Linked DNA regions of Homo sapiens: region 2 is linked to region 1. Evidence: read pairs that join two places in POLR2A ChIA-PET (ENCODE). Cell type or tissue: PC-9. All regions are shown on one strand. Links, peaks and the distances in the headings refer to the core of each region. The heading gives the core; the rest is flanking DNA. Region 1 has its middle 8.8 kb from the start of CLDN4. Region 2 overlaps MLXIPL (MLX interacting protein like).

The links. ChIA-PET counts read pairs that join two places held together with the same protein. Peaks named below come from ENCODE experiments on the same cell type or tissue, not always from the same donor. Only the 100,000 strongest peaks of a DNase experiment are listed, where the experiment ranks them.
Region 2: POLR2A ChIA-PET joins it to region 1 with 11 read pairs; 3 of 35 experiments call an interaction of 5 or more read pairs at or near these places.

Annotation. Positions count from the first base shown.
Region 1 is chr7:73,814,682-73,829,695 of GRCh38, forward strand. No RefSeq gene overlaps it. Among named protein-coding and RNA genes, the nearest start is that of CLDN4, 8.8 kb to the right of the region's middle. RefSeq lists enhancers at 5,198-5,776, 7,571-8,770, 12,674-13,321, 13,322-13,969, 13,518-13,812. In PC-9, for the core only: no CTCF peak of the experiment used is centred there; DNase peaks (open chromatin) are centred at 7,970 and 10,480; H3K27ac peaks cover 5,843 bases.
Region 2 is chr7:73,592,286-73,607,299 of GRCh38, forward strand. It overlaps MLXIPL (MLX interacting protein like), which reads right to left. Exons shown (of 17, transcript NM_032951.3): 5 at 14,689-14,733; 6 at 13,625-13,826; 7 at 13,403-13,483; 8 at 7,241-7,410; 9 at 4,897-5,428; 10 at 4,580-4,647; 11 at 4,354-4,504; 12 at 4,079-4,194; 13 at 3,868-3,987; 14 at 3,557-3,684; 15 at 3,352-3,475; 16 at 1,989-2,118; 17 at 917-1,698. The coding sequence ends at 1,580. Among named protein-coding and RNA genes, the nearest start is that of TBL2, 21 kb to the left of the region's middle. RefSeq lists silencers at 9,554-9,848, 10,574-10,868 and enhancers at 10,545-11,081, 10,574-10,868. In PC-9, for the core only: no CTCF peak of the experiment used is centred there; no DNase peak of the experiment used is centred there.

The DNA of each region.
Region 1 (15,014 bases), core at 4,305-12,304:
TCACTACAAAGAGAAACTACAAACAAGAGCTGGGTGTAGTGCCTTATGTCTATAATCCCAGCAGTTTGGGAGGCCAAGGTGGAAGGATCACTTGATGCCAGGAGTTCAAGACCAGCCTGGGAAACATAGCAAGACCCTGCCTCTACCAAAAAAAAAAAAAAAAATTTAACTGGGCATGTTGGCATGCACCTGTGGTTCCAGCTACTCAGGAAGCTAAGGCTGGATGGTCACTTGAGCCCCAGGAGATTAGGGCTGCAGTGAACTATGATCGCACCACTGTACTCCAGCCTGGGTGTCAGAGTAAGACCCTGTCTCTAAAAAATAAAAAATAGAAAAGAGCTGGGTGTAGCAGCTTACATCTGTAATCCCAGCACTTTGGGAGGCCGAGGTGGGCGGATCACCTGAGGTCAGGAGTTTGAGACCAGCCTAACCAACACGGAGAAACCCCGTCTCTACTAAAAATACAAAATTGGCTGGGCGTGGTGGTGTGCTCCTGTAGTCCCAGCTACTCGGGAGGCTGAGGAAGGAGAATTGCTTGAACCCGGGTGGCGGAGGTTGCAGTGAGCCGAGATCACGCCATTGCACTCCAGCCCAGGTATCAAGAGCGAAACTCCGTCTCAAAAATAAAAATAAATAAATAAATAAATAATTGTTACTGGCCTTGTCCTCCAAGATAAAAAGGTCTGATCTCTCCCCAGTCCATCCAGAACACAGAGAAGGGAAATAATTGGGAAGGTCATTTTGGACCAGACTCATCCATGGTGATGTTAGATGGGACAGGGAATGCCACATCCCCAAAAGCGGTGAAGCCAGACGTACAGGGTGCTGGGTCAGATGCTGGAGAGAGAGCAGGGAATTGTGGCTTTGGTGGTCACGGAGCTGGGGACATGGGGACAGGGAGAGCCTTGTGTGTGTGTTCGCTGGTATGACCCAGCCCTTGGGTAGCTCTGGGGCCTGGGCAAGGATGGGCTGGATGAGGAAGCCAGGCAAGGAAGCAGGTCCATCCTGCCTTGAGCTGATCGTCTGCTGCCTCTGTCCCCTTGCCGTCCCCGCACTGTCCCTGGGCTGGCACACCTGCACTGAAGCTCTTCTCAGCATCTCACCCTGAAGATTCTGGCTTCTCTGGATGACTTCGACCCTTTTGTGCTGCTATAAAGGAATACTTGAGGCTGGATAAGGTTTTTTTTTTTTTTATACTTTACGTTCTAGGGTACATGTGCACAACCTGCAGCTTTGTTAGATATGTAGACGTGCCATGTTAGAGTGCTGCACCCATTAACTCATCATTTACATCAGGTATTTGTCCCAATGCTATCCCTCCCCCTTCCCCCCAAGGCTGGATAAATTTATAAGGAAAGAGGTGTATTTGGCTCATGGTTCTGCAGGCTGTACAGGACGCATGGTGCCAGCATCTGCTGCTTTTTTTTTTTTTTTTTTTTTTTAGACAGAGTCTCATTCTGTTCCTCCAGAGCTGGAGTGCAGTGGTGCAATCTGGGCTCACTGCAACCTCCACCTCTTGGGTTCAAGCAATTCTCCTGCCTCAGCTTCCTGAGTAGATGGGACTACAGGTGTTCACCACCACGCCCAGCTAATTTTTGTATTTTTAGTAGAGACGGGGTTTCTCTATGTTGGCCAGGCTGGTCTCGAAATCTGCCTCTTTATGAGAGACAAGGTTTCACTCTGCTGCCTGGTGGGAGTGCAGTGGTGAGATCCTAGCTCACTGCTGCCTCCAACTCCTTGGCTCAAGTGATCCTCCCACCTCAGCCTCCCAAGTAACTGGGACTATAGGTGTGCACTGGTACACCTGGCTAATTAAAAAATGTCCTTTTTTTTTGAGATGGAATCTCACTACGTTGCTCCGGCTGGTCTTGAACTTCTGGGCTCAAGTAATCCTCCCCAGCCTTGGCCTCCCAAAGCTTTGGATTCACAGGCGTGAGCCACCTCGCCCAGCCAGCACCCGTTTATGGTGAGAACCTCAGGAAGTTTCCAAAGGTGTTTGCAGATCACATGATGACAGAAGAAGGTAGAGAGAGTTGGTGGGGAGTGGGGCAAGGAGGTGGCAGGCTCTCTTCAACAACCAGTTCTTGCAGGAACTAAGAGTGAGAACTCGCTCCCTTCTGCAAGAATGGTACCAAGCCGTTCATGAGGGATCTGTTCCCAGAACCCAGACACCTCCCACCAGATCCAACTCCAACACTGGGGATCAATTTTCAACACTGGGCTGGGTGAGGTGACTCAAATCTGTAATCCCAGCACTTTGGGAGGCCGAGGTGGGCGGATCACCTGAGGTCAGGAGTTTGAGACCTGCCTGACTAACATGGTGAAACCCTGTGTCTACTAAAAATACAAAAATTAGCTGGGTGTGGTGGCGCATGCCTGTAATCCCAGCTACTCAGGAGGCTGGGGCAGGGGAATCACTTGAACCCGGGAGACGGATGTTGCAGTGAGTCGAGATCACGCCATTGCACTCCAGCCTGGGCAACAAGAGCAAAACTCCATCTCGGGAAAAAAAATTTCAACATGAGATTTCAAGTGGACAAATATGGAAACCATAAACCATAGCACCGGCCCCTCCACCTCCAGTTGCCCTCTCTCACCTTCTTTCAGCCACACCTCCCAGGCCCCAGGTCCTACCCCAGCTCTCCCATGCCTCCGGGCCTTTGCCACATGTTTTTCCACCTAGGAGGTGAGTTCCTCCTACTCACTCACCTGACTCTCCCCTTCTTAATTTTTCTCTCCAGTTTTTATTTTGCAAACTTAAAACCAGGCTGGCTGGGCGCAGTGGCTCACACTTGTAATCCTAGCACATTGGGAGGCCAAGGTGGGTGGATTGCTTGAGCCCAAGAGTTCAAGACCAGCCTGGCCAACATGGCAAAACCCCATCTCTACAAATAATACAGAAATTAGCTGGGTGTGGTGGCATGTGCCTGTAGTCTCAGTTAGGAGGCTGAGGTGGGAGGGCCACCTGAGCCTGGGGAGGTTGAGGTTGCAGTGAGGCAAGATGGCGCCACTGCACTCCAGCCTGGGCAACAGAGTGAGACCCTGTATCAAAAAAAAAAAAAAAAAAAGAGGAAAAAAGAAAAACTTAAAAAGCTACAGAAGCCTGAGTGCGGTGGCTTGAGCCTGTAATCCCAGCACTTTGGGAGGCCGAGGTGGGCGGATCACTTGAGACCAGTTGTTCAAGACCAGCCTGGCCAACATGGTGAAACCCCGTCTCTACTAAAAATACAAAAATTAGCCAGGCGTGGTGGTGGGCGCCTGTAATCCTAGCTACTCGGGAGGCTGAGGCAGGAGAATCACTTGAACCTGGGAGGCAGAGGTTGTAGTGAGCCGAGATCACACCACTGCACTCCAGCCTGGGCAACAGAGCAAGACTCCATCTCAAAAAAAAAAAAAATCTACGGAAAAGTTGCAGGAATAGTCCAGTGAACTTTCAGATGCCCTTTGCTCCAGTTCACCAAACGCTAACATTACTATGGTTGCAGTCTATCTCTTCTCTCCCTACATACACGCACTTCGCTTTTTCCTGAACCATTTGAAAGCTAGATGAATACATCATGACAATTGACTGTCCAGAACTTCAGCATGCATCTCCTATGAACAGGACATTCTCCACCAGAGGTTCTGGAACTTGAGCAACGTTGAGTACTGAGTCCTGCCCGCTGGCTCCTTCAATGCCCCTTTACTGCCCAAGCAGAAGCCAGGAAGTCTCCCTAGAGGAGGTGAGGCTGGGGCTCAGCTTCCCTCCTTTCTTCCTTTGATTTCCTCCCTCCCTCCTTCCCTTCCTTCTTTCCTTTCTCTCTCCCTCCCTTGCTTTCTCCCTCCTCCCTGCCTCCCTCCCTTTTTCCTTCCTTCATCCCTTCCTCCCTCCTTCCTTTCTTCCTTTTTTTTTTTGAGATGGAGTCTGCTGTGTTGCCCAGGCTGGAGTGCAGTGGCACGATCTTGGCTCACTGCAACCTTCACCCCCCAGGTTCAAGTGATTCTTGTGCCTCAGCCTCCTGAGTAGCTGGAACTATGTTGAGTGCCACCACGCCTGGCTAATTTTTGTATTTTTAGTAGAGACGAGGTTTCACCATGTTGGCCAGGCTGGTCTGAAACTCTTGACCTCAGGAGATCCTCTCACCTCAGCCTCCCAAAGTGCTGGGATTACAGGCTCAAGCCACTGTTCCCGGCCTCTTCTTTCTTTCTTCCAGCTCTTATTTTTTAATTTATTTTTTAAATTTTTATTTATTTATTATTTTGAGATCAGGTCTCGCTCTGTTGCCCAGGCTGGAGTGCAGTGGTACAATCTCGGCTCACTGCAACCTCCGCCTCCCAGTTTCAAGCAATTCTTCTGCCCCAGCCTCCTGAGTAGCTGGGATTACAGATGCCTGCCACCACGCCTGGCTAATTTTTTTTGTATTTTAAGTAGAGACGGGGTTTCACCATGCTGGCCAGGCTGGTCTCGAACTCCTGACCTCAGGTGGTCTGCCTGCCTCAGCCTCCCAAAGTGCTGGGATTAGAGGCGTGAGCCACTGGGCCTGGCCTACAGGCTTTATTTTTAAGAACAGTTTCAGATTTATAGAAAAATTGAGAGGATCATACAGAGTTCTGTGTATCCCCACACTTTCTCCTACTATTAAAATCTTACATTAATACTGCCTATTTGTTTCAGTTAATGAACCAATGTTGATATCAATATTGATACAATGTTATTAACTGAAGTGTATGCTTTATATGGATTGCCACAGGTTTTTTTGTTTATTTATTTATTTATTTTTGACAGAGTCTGGCTCGGTCACCCAGACTAGAGTGCAGTGGTGTGATCTTAGTTCACTGCAACCTCCGCCTCCCGGGTTCAAGCAATCCTCCTGCCTCAGCCTCTCGAGTAGCTGGGACTGCAGGCACCCGCCACCACATCTGGCTAATGTTTGTACTTTTAGTAGAGACGGGGTTTCACCATGTTGCCCAGGCTGGTCTCGAGCTCCTGACCTCAAGTGATCCTCCCTCCTCAGCCTCCCAAAGTGCTGGGATTACAGGCGTAAGCCACCTTGCCCAGCCACACAGTTTTTTATCTAATGGTCTTTTTCTGTTCCAGGATCTCATCTGGGATCCCATATCACATTTATTTACATACAATTTACACTTACTTACATACTATTTACATTTATTTACACATATTTGCATTCGTTTACATATATTGATTTCTATGGCTCTTCCCCAGTGTTCTGTTTCTGCTTCAGGAGCCCACCCAGGACACCAGGTGACATTTAGTCATCACGTAACGACGGCTCCTCTTGGCTGCCACAGTGTCTCAGCCTTTCCTTGTTATGACGATCTTCAGGTTTTAGGAGTGCTGGTCAGCTATATCGCAGATGCTCCTGTCTTGGGATTTGTCTGATGTTTTTCTCATGATTAGATTAGGATTATGGGTTTTTAGGAGAAAGATCACAGGTAAAGTGCCATTTGCTTTACATTCTATCACGAGTATAGATTATTAGCATGACAAATAACTACTGATGTTGACTTTGATCTCCTGGCTGGGGCAGTGATTGCCAGCTTTCTCCGCTGTAATGTTACCCTTCCTGTGCTGCACCCCTTGGAACGAAGTCACCCTGTACAGCCCATACTCATGTTATTCTCCCCGCCATGAGGGCAGAAGTATCTGCATACATTTTTTGGAGTTTAAAAACTTCTTTTAAACTAAAAAAAACACTTTTTTTTTTTTCAGGCAGAGTTTTGCTCGTCGCCCAGGCTGGAATGCAGTGGCCCGATCTCGGCTCACTGCAACCCCCGCCTCCTGGGTTTAAGCAATTCTCCTGCTTCAGCCTCCCGAGTAGCTGGGATTACAGGCGTGCGCCACCATGCCCAGCTAATTTTTGTATTTTTAGTAGAGATGGGGTTTCACCATTTGGCCAGGCTGGTCTTGAACTCCTGACTTCAGGTGATCCACCCGCCTTGGCCTCCCAAAGTGCTGGGATTACAGATTTTTTTGTTTCTTCTTTTTTTTTCCATTTTATTTTATTTTTTTGAGACAGAATCTCGCTCTGTTGCCCAGGCTGGAGCACAGTGGTGCAGTCTCAGCTCAGTGCAACCTCTGCCTCCGGGTTTAAGTGATTCTCCTGCCTCAGCCTCCTGAGTAGCTGGGATTACAGGTGCCTTCCACTATGCCCCGCTAATTTTTTGTATTTTTGGTAGAGACAGGGTTTCACCATGTTGGCCAGGCTGGTCTCTAACTTCTGACCTTGTGATCTGCCCACCTCGGCCTCCTAAAGCGCTGGGATTACATGCATGAGCCATCACACCCGGCCTCCATTTTATTTTTGTTTTATTCACAAAGACCCCAATAACAACTATTTTAATTTTTTGTTGGTTGGTTGGTTTGTTTTTGTGACGGAGTCTCCCTCTGTTGCCCAGGCTGGAGTGCAGTGGCGTGATCTTGGCTCACTGCAACCTCCGCCTCCTGGATTCAAGCAATTCTCCCACCTCAGCCTCCCAAGTAGCTGGGACTACAGGCATATGCCACCACGCCCAGCTAATTTTTGTACTTTTAGTAGCAACGGGGTTTCGCCACGTTGGCCAGGTTGGTCTCGAACTCCTGACCTCAAGTGACCCACCAACCTGGGCCTCCCAAAGTGCTGGGATTACAGTTGTGTGGCACCACGTCCGGCCTAAAATCTTTAAAAAAATTGTTTTTTTTTTTTTGTAGAGACAGGGTCTTGCTATGTTGCCCAGGGTGGTCTGGAACTCCTGACCTTAAGTGATTCTCTCACCTGGACCTCCCAAAGTGCTGGGATTACAGGCGTGAGCCACCTCGTCTGGTCCCACCAGTGATTTCTGATTCCTCAGTGTGACTGCAAGGCCAGTGAGCCCCAGGCCCTGAAGACATCACACAAACTGAAGCCTGGAGGTTTTTATGGCAGCCAAAGCTTGGCAATGGCTGATGGGACAAGTGAGGGCCTTCCCTTCCTGATGTCCTGGGACCGCATATATCCAGGTCAGAGTGGGAGCTACAGGAAGGACTGACTGTGAGTTCTCTGCCAGCCTGCTGAGATGGCAAAGAATGGGAATGAAATTGACTGAAAGAAAATAAACATGGATGCTTGTTGCACGGATGTGGGTGAGGAGAGCCAGCCTGTATGGGGACATGGGGATGGAGACTGATGCTGGGGGGGTAGTGACACCAACTGGGTGGCAGCTGGCAGGCCCCTGGGCATCCACACTCCCCCTGCTCAGTTGGAGAGAAGCAAGAAAGCATAAAGGGAGGGAGGGAGGGAGGAAAAGAGGTGGGAGATGAGTGCTGTGGGTGAGCGCTGAAGCACACTTCAAAAGCTCAAGCCACAATGCTTACGCCCTGATATAAAAAGAGCATTGAGTTGAGCGTGGTGGCTTACGCCTGTAATCCCAGCACTTTGGGAGGCTAAGGCGGGTGGATCACTTGAGGTCAGGATTTTGAGACCAGCCTGGCCAACATGGCGAAACCCTGTCTCTACTAAAAATACAAAAATTAGCCGGGCATGGTGGCGGGCGTCTGTAGTCCCAGCTACTCTGGAGGCTGAGGCAGGAGGATCGCTTGAACCTGGGAGGTGGAGCTTGCAGTGAGTGGAGATCGCGCCATTGCACTCCAGGCTGGGTGACAGAGTAAGACTCTGCCTCAAAAAAAAAAAAAAAAAATTGAAAAATTACAAAGCTCAAACCTAATCACCAGTGTGGCTGCTCCTGGCCCCACCCTGCCTCCTGCTCCCCAGGGGAGGGGACAGGTCAGAGAGGGGTGTGCCCTTCCAGGGGCCTGAGATGATCCAGACATGGGAGCTGGCAGGGAATGAGGGCTCCGGCAGGGCTGGGTCAGTAGGTACACCTGGCAATAGGGCAAAGATCTGGCAGCTGGACTTCTTGGGCTCTGAGAAGGCAAGAGATTAGTATCTGTGTGTGACAGGAGAGGGCGTGGCTGGTGTCCACCCATCCATGCTGGGAGACGTGGGAGAGATGGGGCGGGGACACAGGGCAGGAGAGAGGCCAGGCCTGGGGCCTCTGTGCCGGGAGGGATAATACGATCTCTGAGTCACCCCGAAATGGGGTGAGATGGTGCTGATGATCCCGGATTCCTTGGTTTTGTCCCTGGCTCTGTCACTGCTGACTCATGGGCTGCCGACCTAGGAGTCTCCTGGTCAGCGTGCGGGTTTCTCTCAGCCTCTTGGTGTGTCACAGAAGCAGACAGCTTCTCTGTAAACCGTCATCCTCAGGGGTGTGCCCGGCTTCTGGGTTCTGTGTTCTGGCATCCTCCGATATTCCAAGAGGAAGCAGGATAGGACGATCCCAGCTCCTTGCTCTGCCTACTGGTGACAAGACCTGTCCTGGCCTGGGACCAGGGGGGCTTCTCTGGGAGTCCTGGTTGGTCCTGAGACAGGGACACCCTCCCAGTGAAGCCCTACCTCCTCTGTCCTCCATCACCCAGCCCACAGCAAGGCCACCCTCCTGACTCTCCCTCCAATTAACCCAAGCTCCTGGGTTGCGCCCTTGAGGCCCACACCGATGCTCCCAACTTACTTTCCAGCCCTATTCCCTCACCTGTCTGGCTTCCGACTCCTCAAGTTGAGTTTTCCACAGATACTTCCTCCCCACACACACACCCGTTTTTGTCCCTGCTACTCTCCTTTTGCGAGAGCTCTCTCCTCTTCATAGGTCTCTAAGCTTTTACTCACCCTTCAGGTCTCCTCTCCACCTGCCACCTCCTCCAGGAATCCTGCCTGGTGTGCCCCAGGTAGAGTTGATTTTTCACTCTCCAGTGCTCACACAGAGCTTGTTTTCCCTGCGTGGGAGCTGTTTATTTAAATTCAGGCTGGCCTGATTACACCCTGATGAGCTCCATGCCAGCCCTGGGCCTGGCCCAGTGCGCTCAGCATGTCCTTCCAGAAAGAATGAAGGAATAAAAAAAGACGAAGAGTAATAAATAGGAGAGTAGGGGTAGAGGATGAGCCCCAGAATCAGACATTAGGCAGGGTGTGGATACCAGTCTTGCCATTATTCTGGTGGCCCTGGAATGTCACATCAGTTCCCAGAGCCTTAGTTTTCTCATCTCTAAGATGGGAATGGGCTAGGCATGGTCACACCTGCAATCCCAGCACTTTGGAAGGCTGAGGCAGGAGGATCACTTCTTGAGGCCAGGAGTTCGAGACCAGCCTGGGCATCATCGGGAGAACCTGTCTCTACAAAAAAATAAGAAGTTAGCTGGGTGTGGTGGTGCACACCTGTAGTCCCAGCTACACCAGAGGCTGAAGGTGGAGGTTTTCTTGAGCCCAGGAGTTTGAGGCTTCAGTGAGCTACGACTGTGCCACTGCACTGTAGCCTGGGTGACAGAGCGAGACTTCATGTCTTAAAAACAAAAACAAGAGAACAACAATGATGCCCCTGCACTGTTTTGCAGTGAGATAAAATGACTTCCTGTTATTCAATGTTATCCGAAGGCATTTAGGTTAGTGCCTGGCCCCGAAGCAGGTGCTCAAAACATGGTTTACTGGCTGGCTTGCTCCCTGAGAGGCCAGGGCAGAGGTGCCTGGCAGGAGGAGGCTGCCCTGAATGGGGAGAGGGAGGGGTGGGGCTGGAGAGGATTGACTCCTCCATCAGATTAGAGGGTCTTCAGGAATTCCACCGCCCTTAGGTCCTCTTCCTCCCTCGCCTCTGGGAAATTGGAGTAAAATCCAGTAGAGACAGGACTGCCCTGAAGTGAGGAGGCGGGAGCCGGAGGGAGTCGGGGAGGTGGGTGGGAAGGAGGGTTTATGGACCTCCCTGTGAAGTGGGGGAATGGCCTGTGAAGGGCTGGACAGCTGGGTAGGATGGTGGGAATGCTGAAGGTCACGGTAAATACGGGCTTGCTAATTATTTATTTATTAGAGATGAGGTCTTGCTCTGTCACCCAGGTTGGAGTGCAGTGGCATGATCATGGCTCGCTGTAGCCTCCAACTCCTGGGTTTAAGTGATCTTCCTGCCTCAGCCTCCCGAATAGCTGGGATTTACAGGTGTATGCGACCATGCCTGGCTAATTAAAAAAAAAAATTTGTTTTTGAAAAAGGGTCTCACTATGTTGCCCAGGTAGGTCTTGAATTCCTGGCCTCAAGTAATCCTCCTGCCTCAGCCTCCCAAAGTGCTGGGATTACAGGCATGAGCCACCATGCCTGGCCAGGTGTTTTGAAACTGACAGACATAAACTGAAATCGATGCACCGATTTGGGGTAAAGTAATTTAACAACGGTCCTCTAAGTCCTGTCCCCTGTGTAAGCCTCCTCCCCTTCACACAGTCATCTCTTCTGAGTCTCTCTAACTAAGCTCTCTCACCGAGTCCCCTCCCTTTGCTCAGCCCCTCTCCCCATCCTTGCCACCAGAAGTGCCAGACCCTGGGACTCCAGCCAGGAGGCATCAGTATGGTCTTTCTTCTCTTCCTTAGAAGAAACCCCAGAGGTGGCCACCGCCCCCACCCACGGCCCACGTGGTGCCCAACCTGGGGGCAGCACCCGCTCAGCCAGTCTCGCCAGACTGGTCAGCCAGGCCTGCCATCACCCAGCACCAGGCCGAGGGGGTGGATGGTCCGCTGGTGTGGGCGGTCAGGCTGAGGGCCAGGGACTCTCCTGTTCAGCCTGGTGCCAGGACTCCAATCTGAGCTCAAGGACTTCAGAAAGAAATAGGATCTTGTTGCCTAAAGAAAGAAAAAAATTCCATCCTTTACTATTTTTTATTTTTTGAGTTGGAGTCTCACTCTGCCTCCCAGGCTGGAGTGCAGTGGCGTGATCTCGGCTCACTGCAAGCTCCGCCTCCCAGGTTCACGCTGTTCTCCTGCCTCAGCCTCCCAAGTAGCTGGGACTACAGGTGCCCACCACCATGCCCGACTAATTTTTTGTATTTTGAGTAGAGATGGGGTTTCACCATGTTAGCCAGGATGGTCTCAATCTCCTGACCTCGTGATCCGCCCACCTCCGCCTCCCAAAGTGCTGGGATTACAGGCGTGAGCCACCGTGCCCGGCCTACTGTTTTTTATTTTTTAAGAGACAGGATCTTGGTCTGTCGCTCAGGCTGGAGTGCAGTGGTGTGATCTCAGCTCACTGCAACCTCTGCCTCCTGGGTTCAAGCGATTCTCCCACCTCAGTCTCCCGAGCAGCTCCCGACCACAGGCACACGCCACCATGCCCAGCTAATTTTTAGTATAGACGGGGTTTCACCATGTTGGCCAGGCTGGTCTAGAACTCTTGGCCCAAGTGATCCTTCCACCTCAGCTTCCTAAAGTGCTGGGATTACAGGTGTGAGCCACTGTGTCCGCCCTAGGAATCAATTTAATATACACTGGCTTCCCTGGCTTTAGTCTTCCTGTTCCCAGAAGACGTGGAGTACGGGCTCTGGGAGCTAGACTGCTCAGCTCACAGAGATCTTTTTGGCTGCAGGACAGTGGTCCATCACTGGCCCTGGGGCTCAGATGCCAGCGGGAGCTTGGGGTTAGAAGGGAGACTTTGTTTTTGCCCCTTTGCTAGGGACTCCCAGGGAGCTGAACTCAGGGCAAGCTGCATGTGTGTGTGTTACAACTGGGGACTTGGGGCCAGGCGGGGTAGCTCACGCCTGCAATCCCAGCATTTTGGGAGGCTGAGGAGGGCAGATCACTTGAGGCTAGAAGTTCGGGACCAGCCTGGCCAACATGCTGAAACCCTGTCTCTACTAAAACTACAAAAATTAGCTGGGCGTAGTGGCGAGCACCTGTAGTTCCAGCTACTCGGGAGGCTGAGGCAGGAGAATCGCTTGAACCTGGGAGGCAGAGGTTGCAGTGAACCGAGATTGCACCACTGCACTATAGCCTGGGTGACAGCGACATTCCGTCTCAAAAAAAGAGAACAAAACAAAACAAAACAAAACAACTGGGGACTTGGCCAAGCCCCTGGAACTCTGGGGACAGGGGTCTGAAAAGTCCTAGCTCCCACCTGTTATGATCAGGATCCGAACTGCGCAGCAGCTGCTTTGCGTACGGAACTTTGCTCCCTCCTCTTGTTATTAAACTTTTTGGCTCACAAAGCATTTTTACTTCCTTCTCTCATTTCATGTGTATCTCAGACTGGGGAGTGGGCCCCAGTGTTCTCATTGTACAAAGGAGGAAGTTGGGGCTCAGAGATGGAATTGGCTTCTCCAAGGTCACAGGGCTGGTAGGATGGCTTATGGATACACAGCTTCCCAGCTTTTGTCCTGAGCTTTTTGGCTCATGAAGCATTTTCACATCCCCATCTCATTTCACGTCTGTTTTTGTTTTTGATCCTGGAGGGGGTGCAACATCCTCATTTTTACAAAGGAGGAAGCTGTGGCTCAGAGATGGTTCCTGGGCTGGAAAGATGGTTTATGGGGTGGGCAGAGATGGGTGAGCTGATCTGGTGGTTTTTATCCTTGATAGAAACCAGCAGGTGTGGCCAGGCGCAGTGGCTCACGCCTGCAATCCCAGCACTTTGGGAGGCCGAGGCGGGCAGATCATCTGAGGCTGGAAGTTTGAGACCAGCCTGGCCAACATGCTGAAACCCTGTCTCTACTAAAACTACAAAAATTAGCTGGGCGTAGTGGTGTGCGCCTGTACTCCCAGCTACTCGGGAGGTTAAGCCATGAGAATTGCTTGAACCCGGGAAGTGGAGACTGCAGTGAGCAGAGATCGTGTTGTCTCAAAACAAAAAACAAACAACAAAAACAACAAAAAACAACAACAAAAAACAAAAAAAAGCACGTGATCCAATTCTGTCAGCACAAAATCACACAGTGCATGTTATAAAGAAGAAAAAGAAAATAAATGAGTGCCAACCCTGTACTCTCTGACCCCAAAACCAAGGTGATGAATGGCAGATGTCTTATAAGGTGTTCCTGTAAAAGATCTTCGGGCTTTGGGAAGAGGGCCAGATGCAGGCCTAGAGGTAAATTTCCTTGTTTTCCTCTGCCTTAGGGCTATGGGAGCTGGAGCGGAGAGGAGAGAAGCACCTTGCCTTTGCTGGTGTTTTTCCCGCAGCAGGTGGGTGGGACTGAGCCAACGGTCTCTTGGCATCAACAAAGCATCAACAAATCTCTCTCCAGCTCCACTTGTGCTGAGCTACTGGCTGATCCCCAAGGACATCCTTCTGGCCTCTCCTTCACACCTGGGTCCCCTAGCCCTGCGTGAGCTCTGTGCTTCTTCCCCTGCCCTGTGTCTGCTCTATGCCTGGAGCCTCTGTACCTGCCCTCTCCTCAACCCCCAACCCCTCCCTGCTCTCAGCTCCCGATACGCGTGGCTATGCCTGGGAGGGAAGGACAGCTTCTTAGGGCCACAGGTGGACTGTTGTAGGGCTTGCATGCTCCCCTCCCCCATGCCTGCTTCTCCAAGTGGCACTTGGCTGTGTCCCAGGAAAGCAAGGGCAGGAAGTGGCAGGGCGGGGGCCGGGGGCCGGGGGGGCAGGAGGCGGGCGGGGGGTTGGGGGGGGCAGGTTCTGGCCATCTGGCCAAGTCACGTGTCTACTCAGAAAGCTTGTTAAAGGCTACCTGGCTGGGACCACAGGTAAGAGGCACCTGGGGAAGGAGGCACCCATGCTGGAGTGCCCACCCGTCCTGGGCAAGGCCCTGGCCTTCTCTGGGCTTCAGTGTACTCCTTTGAGCCAAGGCAATAAAAGTCCCTGCCCTGCTGACTGGCAGGAGGCTGTGATGAGGTCATCTCCAGGAAAGCACTTATCGCCAATCATGATGTTACTTATCTCTGGTGTTATTCAGCCCATAGGCTCTGTGTGTAGAGGGAGCCTTGTAAAGAAAGCCCCAGGGAGGCGTGGTCTGGGCAGAAACCATCTCTGTTTGCTTTGGTGTGTGTGCCTATGATGGGGGTCAAGGTATAGGAGTGTGATTTGAAACTGGAGAATGCTTCGTTCTTTCCATCATCAAACATGTCTTTTTTTTTCTTTTTTTTTAGATGGAGTCTCGCTCTATCACCCAGGCTGGAGTGCAATGGCGCGATCTTGGCTCACCGCAACCTCCATCTCCCAGGTTAAAGCGATTCTCCTGCCTCAGTCTCCTGAGTAGCTGTGATTACAGGCGTGCGCCATCACACCCAGCTAATTTTTGTATTTTTTAGTAGAGATGGGGTTTCACCATGTTGGCCTAACTCCTGACCTCGTGATCTGCCCATCTTGGCCTCCGAAAGTACTGGGATTACAGGTGTGAGCCACTGCACCCGGCCCAAACATTTCTTTTTCTTTTCTTTTGAGACAGAGTCTTGCTCTGTTGCCCGTGGCTGGAGTGAAATGGTGCGATTATAGTTCACTGCAGCCTCAAACTCCTGGCCTTAAGCGATCCTCCCATCCTGGCCTCCCAAAGTGCTGGGATTATAGGCATGAGCCGCAGCAACCACTCCTCACATTTCTTGAGCATCTGTGATGTATCAAGCCAGATGCTGGGCACTGAGGTTGCAGAAGGCATTGTTCCTGTCTTCTAGGAGCCCCAGGCTAGCAGGGAAGACGGATGTGTATAGAGTTAACCACAATACCAGGCCTCAACTTCCCGTCTGTAACACAGGTGGACCATGCTAGATTGTCCCAGCCTGCCCTGTGCTTCATTAGCCGGTCAACAGATCCATCTCAAATACCTCCCATGGGTACTCACTGATTGCTTTAACCCAAACCATGGCACTCTTGAAGACTTTCCCTCAGGAAGCTCAAGGACTATGCATCCTTCTGGGTCAGAACTGGACACACAGCCACCAGTGCTGGACAATGGCGGCGGCTCAGGGACACACTGGAGCCCTGGCCCCTGCAGAGCTCCCAGCATGGTTGGGAAGAGAGATGCAAAATGACCACACGGCGGGTGAGGAGGAGCTCCCTCGGTGCGGCTGGGATGAGCCCTAGACACTCTCAATCACCCCCACGATGACCCCTTCCCAGAGGTCCCCTCAGTCATCTGCCCTGAACCAAGCTCTTCCTGATCCTAGACCCTCCACCCTCCCTCTATCTTCCAGGGCTTGGTGACATTCCAGGCAGAAATTTCTGACCCTTTTACTTTGGTCCCTCCCT
Region 2 (15,014 bases), core at 4,490-12,489, 220 kb before region 1:
GGGCATGGTGGTGCGCACCTGTAATCCCTGCTACTCAGGAGGCTGAGGCAGGAGAATCGCTTGAACCCGGGAGGCGAAGGTTGCAGTGAGCCGAGATTGCGCCACTGCACTCCAGCCTGGGCAACAGAGCGAGACTCTGTCTCAAAAAAAAAAAAATTTTTTTTTTTAAAGTTACATCTGGCAGGGCGCGGTGGCTCACGCCTGTAATCCCAGCACTTTGGGAGGCTGAGGTGGGTGGATCACAATCGTGGTCAGGAGATCGAGACCATCCTGGCTAACACGGTGAAACCCCGTCTCTACTAAAAATACAAAAAAAAAAAAAATCAGCTGGACGTGGTGGCGGGTGCCTGTAGTCCCAGCTACTTGGGAGGCTGAAGCAGGAGAATGGCATGAACCCAGGAGGCAGAGCTTGCAGTGAGCCGAGATCGGGCCACTGCACTCCAGCCTGGGTGACAGTGCGAGACTCCGTCTCAAAAAAAAAAAGTTACATCCGATTTTCTTTTATTTATTTTTCTCTTTTTTATTACTGAGATGAGGTCTATGATCCTCCCGCCTTGGCCTCCCAAAGTGCTGGGATTACTGGTGTGAGCCACTGTGCCCAGCCTTTTTTGTTGTTGTTATTTGAGACAGGGTCTCACTCTGTTGCCCACTCTACAGTGCAGTGGTGCTATCATAGCTCACTGCAGCCTCGAACTCCTGGGCTCAAGCGATCCTCCTGCCTCAGCCTCCTGAGTAGCTGGGACTACAGGCGCTCGCCACCACTACATCTGATCTTGTCCCACCTCCACTCAAAGCCCTCCAGCTGCTTCCAGCTCAGAGTAAATGCCCAGGCCCTCTGCAAAGCCACTTCCCACTGCCAACAGGCTCTCTCTCCATCCCAGTGTGAGACACTGACCAGCACACCAACAAACCAGCAGACAGTTTTTGCTTTTATTGGTCAAGAATTCTTTACAAAACCCACACACACACATCCACACACACACACACACATGATGCCTGCCCTGCTGTGGTCACTCTGGCCCTGGTGTCTCCTGGGATCAGGCCCTCCTGGCCTCTCCCAGGGGAAACCATCCTGCAGCCCCTCTGGGTCAGCAGTGAAGGAGCAGAGAGAGGGAACCTCCTTTTCTGCTTCTCTGCTCAGGAACAGAGGTCTGTGCCCCACCTGTCGGGGAGCAAGTGGAGGTGACAGAGAAACAGCATCCTCCTCTTTCCACCGTTGAGCCCCCGGAGTTGCCAGCCTAGGCCCCCAATGTCACAGCTGCCAAGGCCTGGGGGTCATCTGCTGATTGAACCTTCCCCATCCCCATTTTGCAGATTGAAACACAGCGGTCCAAAGACAGCGGACGAGTCACCCAAGGTCACGGTGCTGGAGCACAGTGGCAGAGCAGGGACGGGGACTCTGCTCTTCTTGACCTCCAGGAGGTGGCAAGTGTGAAACCTGGACCCTGCTCCACCCCCCAGGGAAGGGCAGAGCCAGGGCCTGGGGCAGGAAGGGAGTGCCCAGAGATGATCCCTGGAGCCCGTGCCCAGGGAAAGCAGCCCCCAGGGCAGCTGAGTGAGCAGCAGGGTCTGGCCAGGACTATAAAGGTTTGCCAAGGGTGCCCTCTGTGACTGCCCGTGTGGCTTGCTCAGGGATGCGGCCCGGGTCGGTCAGGATACTGGTAGATGTGCCCAGCTGGCGTAGGGAGTTCAGGACAGCTGGGTGGGAGACAGAGAGAGAGAGACAGACACTTCCTGGGGTCAGGGCCCTACCCTTGGATGTGGAACCAAAGGGATAGGGGGAGGTATTAGTTGGCAAGACTGTCACCCCCTCCTAGAACCTCTGTCTACAGGCGTCTGGTGGCCAGAGGACCATCTGGGGGATGCGGGGTGGCCACAACCCTAGGCTGTGTTGATGGCAAGCTGGATGTGGGATCTAAGCAGGGTGGAATGCTCCCTCCACCCCCGAGGCTGGGTCCCTCTAGCAGGCAGGGAGATGGCTCACGTACTTGGCCGGAGAGCGGGCAGAGAGCAGTACTGGTCCAGCCAGGCCAGTGAGGTCTGGCGGAGGGTGTGCACACTTGCCGTGGACACCATCCCGTTGAAGGACTCAAACAGAGGCCGGATGAGGATGCTGAACTGGGCCCAGGTCAAGGAGCTGCCTGTGGTCCAGCTGGTCCCCCCACACCACGTGGAGCCCTGATGCCCAGTTCAAACCAGGGGAAGAAAGGGCCTGGACACTGTCTAACGTTGAACCCCAATGACTCATGTTGCAGCCCCTACTTCTTCTTTTTTTTTTTTTGAGACGGAGTCTCGCTCTGTCACCCAGGCTGAAGTGCAGTGGCACGATCTCAGCTCACTGCAACTTCTGCCTCCCAGGTTCAAGCAATTCTCCTGCCTCAGCCTCCTGAGTAGCTGGGATTACAGGTGTGCGCCACCACACCTGGCTAATTTTTGTATTTTTAGTAGAGACGGGGTTTCGCTATGTTGGTCAGGCTGGTCTCGAACTCCTGACCTCGTGATCCACCCACCTCAGCCTCCTAAAGTGCTGGAATTACAGGCGTGAGCCACTGTGCTCGGACTTTTTTTTTTTTTTTTTTTGACAGAGTCTCACTCTGCTGCCCAGGCTGGAATGCAGTGGCACAATCTTGGCTCACTGCAACCTCCACCTCCCAGGTTCAAGCTGTTCTCCTGCCTCAGCCTCCCGAGTAGTTGGGATTACAGGCACATGCCACCACGCTTGGCTAATTTTTGTATTTTTAGTAGAGATGGGGTTTTGCCATGTTGGCCAGTCTGGTCTTGAACTCCTGGCCTCAAGTGATCCACCTGCCTCGGCCTCCCAAAGTGCTGGGATGACAGGCGTGAGCCACCGCACCTGGCTTGCAGTCCCTACTTCTGTCCTGCCAAGACCTTCCCAGCTCTCTGCCTCTCAGTCCCCTCCTCCTTGCCCCTCCACGGCCCTTACTGTGTGCTGAACCATCCCCCATCCCTGAGCTCCCTGCCTGGGCTCAGTCAAGAACTTGACCCCTGAGCCAGATCAGGGAGTGGATTCCAAGTCTTCTGTAGTCCTCACTCCAGAGTTCAGATTCTCCCAAACTGCCCTCGGGGCTTCCTGAGGTCAGGGCCAAGGCTCCCCTTACCCAAGGACTCCTCCCTCAGTTTCCCTCTCTGCTCCCAGCCCCCCATCCCTGGGCAATTTTGCTGGCCAAGATGGCCAGGGCATGGAAGCAGGGGGCAGAGCCAGAGCCTGTCACCTGGGAGCAGCTCTGAGCCTGCCCGGCCTGGAGAGCTAGGCCTCCATCCCAGGCCCAGCCTGGTCTCACCCTGCCACAGCCCCTGCAGCCCCCCAGCCATGGGCTTGAGGGAGGATACCACCCAGAACTTCCAGTTGTGCAGCGTACGGGTTCGGACGTAGTCATCAAACATGTCTCGCATCTGGTCAAAACGCTGGTGTGTGATGGGTACCCCTGTGGCGGGCAGCTGCTGCTGGCACAGGCTGGGGGCAGGGCAGGGGTCAGGGGCTGGGGGTAAGGCGGCATGGCCCCCTGGTCCCAGCACCCGCCTGGACCCTGCCTACTTAATGGCGGCATTGAGCTCCTCAATCTCATCCCGCAGCTGCTGGGCCTCCTCCTGCAAGCCCGCACGCTCCTGCTGTAGCATAAGGATGTACTCAGCTGTCTTCTGCAGCGTGGTAGCTTTGCTCACCTGCAGACGCCACCAGGGGGGCTCAGGCAGGTGCTAGAGGCTGTACCCTGGGACCCACTGAGGCACTGGGATGGGAGGAGGCAAGAGTGTCTGGAGCACTCCCCTGCAATTGAGTTTTGGGTGGGGGGGGTCCAGAAAGGGGCCCTGTGGTTTTGGGGGTGCCAGCCTGGGCCCGGGGCTCACCTTGAGGCTGGGCTGGGCACTGAGTGTGCTCACGAGCCCATGAAGGGTGTCAAACCCCAGCTTGATGTTGAAGCGCCGCTTCTGCTCCGCGGAGATGTGTGTGATACGCCGGTTCTCGGTCTCGGGGAGCAGAGAGTTGGGTGAGCCTAGGAAGGAGCCCAGGAGGGCCTGGGGGTAGCAAACCGATCTTGGGGTGGGGGATGGTGCCCACCTTGTTGCTGTCTGGACGGCCCCGGCTGAGGATGGGTTGCGGGGGAGAGACACGGACGCTCAGAGTCCCAGGGCCTGGCATGGAGCTGAGGTCCCCTGACAGCCGCCGTTCACTGCCTGTGGTAGGGACAGACAGACCCACAGAAAGACCGACCCAGGGGAAAGGGTCCCCATTGCCCCCTTCCTCTCATCTGGCCCCAGACCCAGTCCCCTTCTTCTTCCTCCTCTTCCCCTCATCCCCTAGATTCCCCCAATCCCTGCAACCCCTCTCTTTACCGCTGGGCGCTGGGGGTGAGAGCCGCTCCGCTTTGGGGACAAGCAGGGGCCTGGAAGGGGCCAATGTGGCCGGGCCTGGAGGTGGCCGGGGCGGTGTAGGGGCCGGGGTCGGGGGAAGGAATGTGCAGGGGAATTCAGGGACTGTCTCCTGCTGGGGTGGAGAAGGGCGGAGAGTCGGGTTGAAGGCCGTGGGCACAGCCCCACCGCCCAGTGCCCGAGATCTTACCGGGGACCCTGGGGACCGGAGGAGGGTGCTGGATACAAGTGGTGGCTCCAGGGCTTGCTCCGGCTTAGCTGTGCACGGGCAGAACCGTGAGGCTACTGGGGCTGGCCCACCCCCGGCATCTATCAAGACCCCATCCTGCCCCTCCCAAGAGTCCACACCCCTTTTAGGTACAGGCCCCACATCCCTCATTCCTTGCCACTCTGTCCCTTGAACTGGACCTGCCCCTTCACCTTCATCTTCTGCTCCCAAAACCCCCTGTCCTCCCCACCCCCTGGCCTCCCTCCCCAGGCTTTCCTCTCCCCGTTGCTGGCCCTCACCTGCTGTGAGCAGCTGTGTGAGGCAGGGGTTGTTGCTCCCCGCAGTGGTGGGGGGACTGGCAGTGGCAGGGGCTAAGGTAGGGGGGCTGGCTTTCTGTCCCCTAGGGGATGGGGCGGGGGGCTTGCCTCTGGGCATGGAGAAGCAAGGCCCAAAGGCAGGCTCCGAATACCCCAAGGGTAGAAGCTCTATGGGGAAGGGGGTGGGGGCTGGGCTGGGGACAGACTGTGGGGTGGGTGGGAAGGCTGCAGGAGCAGGCAGCGGAGACACTCCTGGGGCAGGAGGGACGGTGGGGAAGGGAAACCTGGGAGAGAAGAGAGGCTCTTCCTGCAGCAAAGCAGTGGGTGGTGCCATGGGAGGGAAGGGAGGTGGGGGGCAGGGCTCCAGGCCTGGCACCTTGGCAGGGGGAGGGTAATGCAGCAGAGGTGGGGGTACAGGAGGGGGTGGGAGCCGGGGCTTGGGGTCTTCAGGAAGGAGGAAATCAGAACTCAGGAAGGCGCTGGAGTCCAAGGGGCCAGGGCAGCTGTTCCGAGCCTGGTTGGGGGGACAGACAGACACTCAGAGAGCAGGGGAGAGAGCTGCCCCTGGCAGCCATCTGGGCCTCCCCTGCCCTGCCTTGCCCTGGCCAAACTCTAGACTGGGGCCCTGGGGAGAGATAGGAGAAATGAGCCCTGCCTTCCAACACACACAGGTGTGCGAACATATACATGCAGCAGGGAAATTACAATGAGAGGAGGGAGTCGAGTACATTTATGCAAAAAGCAGGAACAGCGGAGCATCAATCTTCCTGCCCGTCCATTTGTCTCCCAAATAACTTATTCATCCATCCATCCACTAACTTGTCCACCAATCCATCCACCAACCAACTCACCCATCCATTCATCATCCATCCATCCACTAACTTGTCCACTGATCCATCCACCAACCAACCTACCATTCCTTCATCATCCATCCACTAACTTCACCAATCCATCCACTAACCAACCCACCCATCCATTCATCAATTGTCCATCTACTACTTCATCCACCAATCTCTCCATCCATCCGTCTTCCATCCATTCACCTACCTATTTATCAATCTATGAACCAGCTCATCTACCACTCTCTCCACCAGCCTACCAGATATTAACATATTAACTAATCCATCCAACCATCTATACTTCCATCATTCATCCACCAACCCATCCATAATCCTTCCATCCATCCACCATCTATACATTTCCAGCCACTTAACCACCAATGAACCCATTCACTAATCCATTAAACTATTCATCTATGTATCCATCCACCAGCCCACCCATCCACCCAACCACTCACCTACCCATATATCCACCAACCCACGTGTGCCTCCACCGCAGTCTAAGATGCATCTATCCATTCACCAGCACGCCCATTCATCTGCACACTTGCTCATTCATTCAGTCACTGACTCACTCATTGGACAACCATTCACTGAGTGCTGTTATGTGCCTGAGCTGTATTAGGTATAGAGAATGCAGTGGTGAGCAAAACATAACCCTTTCAGTAAGGAGCTCACTGTCTGATGGAGGAGAGACACCCCTCAGCAACCGATTAGAATTAGCACCTGAAAAGTCTGATGATGGAGGGAAAAGGCCTATAACCAAGCAGCAGGAAGCAACTTCTGAACTGCACCTGGGGGCCAGGTGTGGTGGCTCACACCTGTAATCCCACCACCTTGGGAGGCCGAGGCGGGCGGACTACTGAGGTCAGGAGTTTGAGACCAGCCTGGGCAACATGGTGAAACCCTGTCTCTACTAAAAATACAAAAATAAGCCGGAAATCGCTTGAACACGGGAGGCGGAGGTTACAGTGAGCCGAGATCATGCCACTGCACTCGAGCCTAGGCGACAGAGTGAGACTCTGTCTCAAAGAAAAAAAAAAAAAAGAATTGCATATGGGGAATTGATGAACCAAAATGGTAGATTCACTGTTTCCTAAACATCCACGCTCAGCTTTCTGCCTCGAAGCTTTTGTTCCTGCTGTTCTCCCATCTGGCTTGAGGTCAGCCAGTCCCTTCTGTCCAAAGCTGACCTATTCTCTAAGGCCCAGAAACTCCCCTTCTCCAGGAAGCCTTCCACAAGCAACTGGCCCTTGGTGGAGCCCATTCCATGGTCTCCATGCCCTTAGCTTTCTCCCACAACCGTTTTGTCCAGTTCTGCTTCACGGGGTCCCTCCCAGAGGGCAGAGATGGGGTCTTTCTTTCCCTCCAATCTCCAAGCAGAAGACTGGGCACTCAGGGAGTGTCTGATACCTCCTGGACATGAACAGGGCAGGAACAGCTCTCAAGTGAGCTACACAGGGCTGGACGGGGTGGGGTGAGCTCACCTGCAGACGGCTGTGTCCAGAGAGGTGGGTCATGGCCGAGGAAGCCGGGGGCACCTCTGGGCCCAGGGTCCCACTGCTGAAGAGGGAGTCAACCACGGGGCTGAAGCTGGGGGGCTCTGGGAAGTTTGAAGGCATGGGCGGCTGTGGGAGGCGGGAGTTGGTAAAGAAATCTGTAATTCAGACACACAGGGCAACAGCAGTTAGGGCCAGGGCTATGGCTGGGAAACAGCTGAGAGGAGAGTGGCCTGTCCCCAGCCTTGGCGGGTGGGGACATGGGGACTGGCGGGCAGAGGGTGGGGGTCCCTTCCACAGAAGATTGTGAAACTGGGAGGGTTTCTGTCTCGATTAGGGGAAGCAGCAACCGTCTTGGGTGGAATGAGCTTGCGTGGGAGAGAGCAGGGGACTGTGGATGTGAACAGGGACCCCAGGAAGGAGCCCCCTCCCCTCCCCAGCCCCAGGCTTAGCTCAGGAAGTCCCCCTCCCCACCCCCTGGTGGCTCCCCTTCCCTGATCTGCTGGAGGTGCAGAAAGGGGGTGCCCAGAGCGAGTGCCAGGGTGGAAAAGGGGTACGGTGCTAGGGGAGGAGGCCTGGCATGGGAGGGGCCCCAGGGTGGCAGAAGTTCAAGAGGGTGAGTTGGAGATGAGGGGGAACGTGAGGTCACTGGGTCCGGGACAAGCTTGGTTTGTTGGAAGGTCAACAGGTGGAGCCTAGGAGTGGGGTGAAGAGTGTAATGGGGCGAGAGGGGCCTAAGGCTGGGCTCCGAGTGGGGTGGGGGCGAGAGGGGCCTAAGGGTGGGCTCTGAGTGGTGTGTGGGCAAGAGGGAGATATGGGTGGGCTCTGAGTGGGATGGGGGTGAGGGGGGTGCCTAAGGCTGGGCTCCAAGTGGGGTGTGGGCAAGAGGGGCTAAGGGTGGGCTCTGAGTGGGGTGGGGGCGAGAGGGGCCTAAGGGTGGGTTCTGAGTGGGGTGTGGGCAAGAGGGGGATACGGGTGGGCTCCAAGTGGGGGGGGGGTGAAGGGGGACCTAAGACTGGGCTCCAAGTGGGGTGGGGGCAAGAGGGGCTAAGGGTGGGCTCCAAGTAGGGTGGGGATGAGAGGGGGCCTAAGGGTGGGCTCCGAGTGGGGTGGGGGCGAGAGGGGCCTAAGGCTGGGCTCCGAAAGGGGTGGGGGCGAGAGGGGCCCTAAGGGTGGGCTCTGAGTGGGGTGGGGGCGAGAGGGGCCTAAGGGTGGGCTCTGAGTGGGGTGGGGCAAGGGGTCTGGGAAGCCTGCGAGAGCTGGGGGAGGCAGTAGCGGATTGTTTGGGGTGCGGGTTGTGTAAGTCCTGGGCTATTCTGGTTTTGGGAAGCAGCTGGCCACGGCCTGACCACATCCCGGGCCTGGGCGCCGCCCGCCCACCCGCTCCCTTCCGGGCACCTTTCTCTGACCCTGACCAGCCTGTGATCCGTGCCAGCTCCTGAGGCCTCTTAGTCTGGGCAGTTCCGACCCCACCGTGACAACTCCCCACAGACCTGGGTGGGCCCCAGCTCCCAGTTTTTTCCCTCCCACCCCCCTGCCAGGAGAGCTGCTCAAGTCTGCCTCCCAGGAGCCACCTCCAAGGAGACCAGGAGTCAGTTAGATAAGGTCACCCCAAACCCAGAACCCACTGCAGGGTCAAGTGTGTGTGTGTGTGTGTGTGTGTGTGTGTGTGTGTGTGTTTGTGTCTTCACCCCCAACCCCATCCCCCAGAGATAGAATCGTGCTATGTTGCCCAGGCTGGTCTCAAACTTCTGGCCTCAAGCCATCCTCCTGCCTCAGCCTCCTAAAGTGCTGGGATTATAATGAGCTTGCGTGGGAGACAGCAGGGGACTGTGGGTGTGAACAGGAACCCCAGGAAGCAGTCCCCTCCCCTGCACAGCACCAGGCTTAGCTCAGGAAGTCCCCCTTCCCATCCCCTGGTGGCTCCCTTTCCCTGATCTGCTGGTACAGAAAGGAGGTGCCCAGAGAGAATGCCAGGGTGGGAAAGGGGTGCAGGGCGAGGGGAGGAAGTTAGCCACCGTGCCTTGCTGTCACCCAGGTTGGAATGCGGTGGCACCATCTCGGCTCACTGCAACCTCCACCTCCTGGGTTCAAACGATTCTCATGCCTCGGCTTCCCGAGTAGCTGGGATTACAGGCATGCACCACCACACTCAGCTAATTTTTGTATTTTTTAGCAAAAATGGGGTTTTGCCATGTTGCCCGGGCTGGTCTCAAACTCCTGAGCTCAAGCGATCCTCCTGCTTTGGCCTCCTAAAGTGCTGGGATGACAGGAGTGAGTCACCGCGCCCGGCCCTGTGTGTCGTCAGTGGCTTTGCTTTGCAGGAGGGTGCAGAGCCTGTGTGTTGCAGTCGCTGAACCCTGGAGTCTCAGCATGGGGTCTGCACGCAGCCTCTGCCTACCCTCTGGGTGTCTGTCGCTCCGTCTGAGGCCATGTGAACCTGTCCTGCCATGATAGCATGGTGCACGTGCGTCTGCTCTGTGCCTGTCCGCGTGTCTAACCTCATGGCAAAACGGTGTCTTCTTGCTGTCCACCTGCCTGCCTGCCTGCCTGCCTGCCTTCCTGCCTGCCTGCCTGCCTGCCTGCCTGCCTGCCTTCCTTCCTTCCTTCCTTCCTTCCTTCCTTCCTTTCTTTCCCTCTCTCTCTTTCTTTCATCTCTCTCTCTCTCTTTCTCTCTTTCTTTCTTTTTTTTTTTTTGAGATGGAGTCTCGCTCTGTAGCCCAGGCTGGGGTACAGTGGCACGATCTCGGCTCACTGCAGCCTCCCAGGTTCAAACAATTCTCCTTGCCTCAGCCTCCTGAGTAGCTGGGATTACAGGCCCCCCTGCTGCCTTTCTTTAAAAGGGGGACCAGGCCAGGCGCGGTGGCTCACGCCTGTAATCCCAGCACTTTGAGAGGCTGAGGTGGACGGATCACCTGAGGTCAGGAGTTCGAGACCAGCCTGGCCAATGAGGGGAAACCCCGTTTCTACTAAAAAAAAAAAAAATACAAAAATTAGTCAGGCGTGGTGGCGGGCGCCTGTAGTCCCAGCTATTCTGGAGGCTGAGACAGGAGAATTGCTTGAACCCGGGAGGTGGGGGTTGCAGTGAGCCAAGATGATGCCACTGCACTCCAGCCTGGGCAACAGAGCAAGATTCCATCTCAAAAAAAGGGGGACCAGGTGGGAGATGGCGAGTGGTCACTGCTGCTCCCCCATCTCCCAGGGTCCACAGTTCCTGTCACTAGGTCCCCGAGGCCCTGGCTCTAGAATCAGCCTCATGCTGTGCCTGGCCCCAGGCCGCTGAGGGCCTAGGGCTCCTCCCTGCTCACAGCTGCTGCCCACTCCCTGGGTCCCGGGCAGGGGTCATGGGGCCGCAAGGCCCTCTCATCCCTGAGTCACCAGCCACCCGCTTACCATCGTTGCCCAGGCCTGTCCCCACCCTGCCTTGAGAGAAGTTGCTTCCCAGCCCGAGCTGCTCACCAGGGCCCAAGTCCCTCCCTAGCCTCTGTCCCCTCCACGGACCTGACCTGTCATCCCCTCCCTGAGCTCCTCTGCCTCTGGCTGCCTCCCTGAGCACCCCTCACTAAGCCTCCTGCCTCCATAGAGTTCTGGTCCCCTCCCTGGGTTTCCAGCCAGACCTCCCCAGTGGGAGGCTCTTGGGGGCAACGAGAGCTGCCGTCTTGGTGGTACCAGTGCGCTCTGCCCTCTGGGTACACGGAATGTTTGATAAGAGAGGGCCACACGAGCCACCTCCTCTGTGTGGCCCACACTTTTTCCCCCATGCGCCAGCAGCCACCCGGGCTTGCCAGACATCGCCTCCTAGCCCCAGTCCCTGCTGGTCTTGCCCAGACCCCAGGTGGGGGTGGCTGGGCTCCTACCTGTGGCCGGGCGCTGTGTGCCCAGACAGGGCCGCTGCCCTCCCAGGCTGGCCTGCTCCCAGGGCACTGCCATGCACACTTCTGCCCCTGGGCAGCCCCCACCCCCTCCCGGGACTGGAACAGGGGTGGGGGTGGTTCCTCATTCCCTAGTTCCCGCCCCATAGGCCTCCACCTCTTGATTGACAGGCCCAGGACCCCGTGGGGAAGGAATTAGGAGGTCACTAAGACTAAGCTTTATCCCAGGGACCCTCTTTCTGTCCCCAGGGGCTTCGATGAGACGGGCTGAGCCTGGATATCTACCTGGCCCGCACATAGCTCCGGGGGTCCCTAAATGTGTGGCTATCGGGAATAACCTGCAAGACCTACAGCGAAGTGAGGAAGGCCACTTGGAAAGTCAATTGTGAAAACAGAGACATTTGTCCACATGTGCTTCTACTGACAGGAGCATCTCTGGGAGGACACTGAGGAATCAGTAACTTGGTGGCCCTGTGGTCAGGAGAGGGAGGCAGGGACACTCATGACTTACAAAAATTGCTTTAGGCCAGACGCGGTAGCTCACACCCGTAATCCCAGCACTTTGGGAGTCCGAGGTGGGAGGATCGCTTGAGGTCAGGAGTTCAAAACCAGCCTGGCCAACATGGCAAAACCCCGTCTCTACTAAAAATACAAAAAGTAGCTGGGTGTGGTGGCACATGCCTGTAATCCCAGCTACTCAGGAGGCTGAGGCACAAGAATCGCTTGAACCTGGGAGGCGGAAGCTGCAGTGAGCTGAGATGGACTCACTGCATTCCAACCTGGGTGACAGAGTGAGACTCCGTCTCAAAAAAAAAAAAAAAAAAAAAAAAAAAAGCTTTACAAGATATGATGCATGCCTGGGATTTTCTTTAAAATAACGCACTGGGCACGGTGGCACACACCTGTAATCCCAGCACTTTGGGAGGCTGAGGTGGGAGGATCTCTTGAGCCCAGGAGTTCTAGACCAGCCTGGGCAATACAGGGAGGCCCTGTCTCTTCAAAACATAAAAAAAATTAGCCAGGCATAATGGTGCGTGCCTGTGGTCCCAGCTACTCGGGAGGCTGAGGTGGGAGGATCACTTGAGCCTGGGAGGTTGAGGCTGCAGTGAGCTGTGATTGTGCCACTGTACTCCAGCCTGGGCAACAGAATGAGACCCTGTCTCAAAAATAAATTAAATTAAAATAAAATAAAATAGAAACATAACAGAAGAGAAGGAATGTTCTCGGATAAAAGACTGGCCAAGAGTTGATAAGTCGGTGACATCAGTGATGGTGACTTGGGAGGTTTTTGCTGAGCTACTCTTTCTCTACTAGTGTGTGCATGTTTGAAATGTTCTCTAGTAAATAGTTTTATTTTTTATTTTAATTTTTTTGAGACAGAGTCTTGCTCTGTCACCCAGGCTGGAGTGCAGTGGCGCGATCTCGGCTCACTGCAACCTCTGCCTCTCAGGTTCAAGCAATTCTCCCACCTCAGCCTCCTGAGTAGCTGGGATCACAGGTGCCTGCCACCACGCCCAGCTAATTTTGGTACTTCTAGTAGAGATGGGGTTTCACCATATTGGTCAGGTTGGTCTCGAACTCCTGACGTCAGGTGATCTGCCTGACTCGGCCTCCCAAAAGTGCTGGGATTACAGGTGTGAGCCACCATGCCCAGCCTAGCAAATAGTTTTAAAATGCATTGTGTGAAAAATAAATAGACCCAAATAATTCAAAGTTCTTCTCTCCCCTGAGAGAGTCCCAGCCTTCACTGCTTTCTTGGGAGCCCCTGGTTCCCTGGCCAGGTACTCTCTTGGGCCCTGCCCCCATTGGAGGCCACACCAGCTGGACAAAAGGAGACCAGGAAGAACCCTCAGAAACCACCCAGACCTGCCAGGCATGGTGGCTCATGCCTGTAATCCCAGCACTTTGGGAGGCCAAGGCAAGAGGATGGCTTGAGCTCAGGAGTTTGGGACCAGTCTGGGCAACATGGTGAAACCCATCTCTACCAAAAATACAAAAAAAATTAGCCGGGTTTGGTGGTGCACACCTGTAGTCCCAGCTACTCAGGAGGCTGAGGCGGGAGGATCACTTGAGTCTGGAGGGCAGAGGTTGGCACCACTGCACTGCAACCTTGGTGACAGAGTGAGATGCCATCTCAAAATAAATAAATAAATAAAAAGACAGAAAAAAAGAAACGACCCAGACTATCAGCCCTCCCAGAGGGGCCTGGGATGGGCTCATCGGCCTTCCTCACACAGACCCTGCCCGTCCACCCGACCTGGGGAGGGGCTCGCCCCACCTGAGATGTCCATGAAGTCATCCAGGCTTGGCTGCAGTGGCGTCAGGTCCGGCTGGATCATGTCAGCATTGCCGACGTAGGCTGGAGGCAGCAGTGGCGACATCAGCAGCAGCAGGCAGGGAGGAGCAGGGTCCCCACCCCCATCCCCAGCCATCCCTCCCTTGGCCTCCTGGAATCTCACAGGCCTTCACCCCTCTCCCCTGCCCTTTCTCAGACCCTCACCATCCTCAGGCGGCAGCTGCAGGGGCGAAGGGCCGGACTGAGTCATGGTGAAGAGAGTGTCTGAGATGTCGGACAAAAAGCAATTGAGGTCCAGGAGCTGCCGCCCACCCGGCTCCTCCTCTGGGTCCCCCAGCAGCACGGGGACCACACTGGAGAAGAGCTGTTTGCACCATTGCTCCGGCGGCGGCCACCTGCCTTCCGCCTAGGGAGACAGAGCCGTCAGCAGCCGCTAGAGAGCTCCCACTGCCCCGATCTTCCATATCACCCCTCTCCAGGGTCAAGTGGTCAGCAGGACAGAGGGTCTGTCTGTTCACACCTCTGTCACCTTTCCCTAGTGGACCTAGCTTGCTGCTTGAAAGGCCAAGATCACTCCATTGGCCTCTAAGAACTTCCCCCAGGAGATAGACCAGGATGCAGATACAGGGGTCCCCTTCCTGCTCTTTAGATTTTTTCCTGTCTGGGACCCCAGTTCTTTGGTCCCTCTGGTTTTTTTTTTTGTTTGTTTTCTTTTTCTTTTTCTTTTTTTTTTTTTTGGAGACGGAGTCTCACTCTGTTGCCCAGGCTGGAGTGCAGTGGCGCAATCTCAGCTCACTGCAACCTCCACCTCCCAGGTTCAAGCGATTCTCCTGTCTCAGCCTCCTGAGTAGCTGGGATTGCAGGCATGCGCCACTATGCCCGGCTAATTTTTGTATTTTTAGTAGAGACGGGGTTTCACCATGTTGGCCAGGCTGGTCTCGAACTCCTGACCTCAGATGACCCACCCGCCTCGGCCTCCCAAAGTGCTGGGATGACAGGCGTGAGCCACCACGCCCGGCCTGGTCCCTCTGTTCTCCCATGCCTCCCACCACTTGCTCAATGACCTGGGGTCTTCTCACCACCTCACCCTCACCCCCCAAGAAGAGAAGAGCTCAACAAATGAACCACAGGATGGCAGTAACATCCCACATTCCACCCTCATGCCCAGCCACTGTCTTGCCCACTGAGGCGGAAACTGTCAACTCTGCCTCCCATCTACTTGGGGGGCAAAGGGATGCCCTTGCCTGCTGGACTTACAGAGCACCCACCTGCTTAGGGGCCAGGAGGTCATCTTCCCTGCTGGGCTTACGGAGCTGCAGGGACACACAGAGTTGGACACCGGATCCCTTGCCCCATCCTCCATCACTTTCCCCCCAAAGTCTCCTCTACTCACAAGCGATGAGATCCCCCATTTCCCATCAGGAGCTCACCCGACCCCTAGGTAAGGAGGCCGCTAGGAGACGCTGTGGCCACACGGTGGCGCTGTCGGCCCGGGACTGAATGGAGGGCCCGAGGGGCGCAAGCTCGGGGGTCAGGATCCCCTTTCCAGGGATCTTCCGAGGCGGGCGGTAGCCGGCAGCCGCAGGAGGAAAGC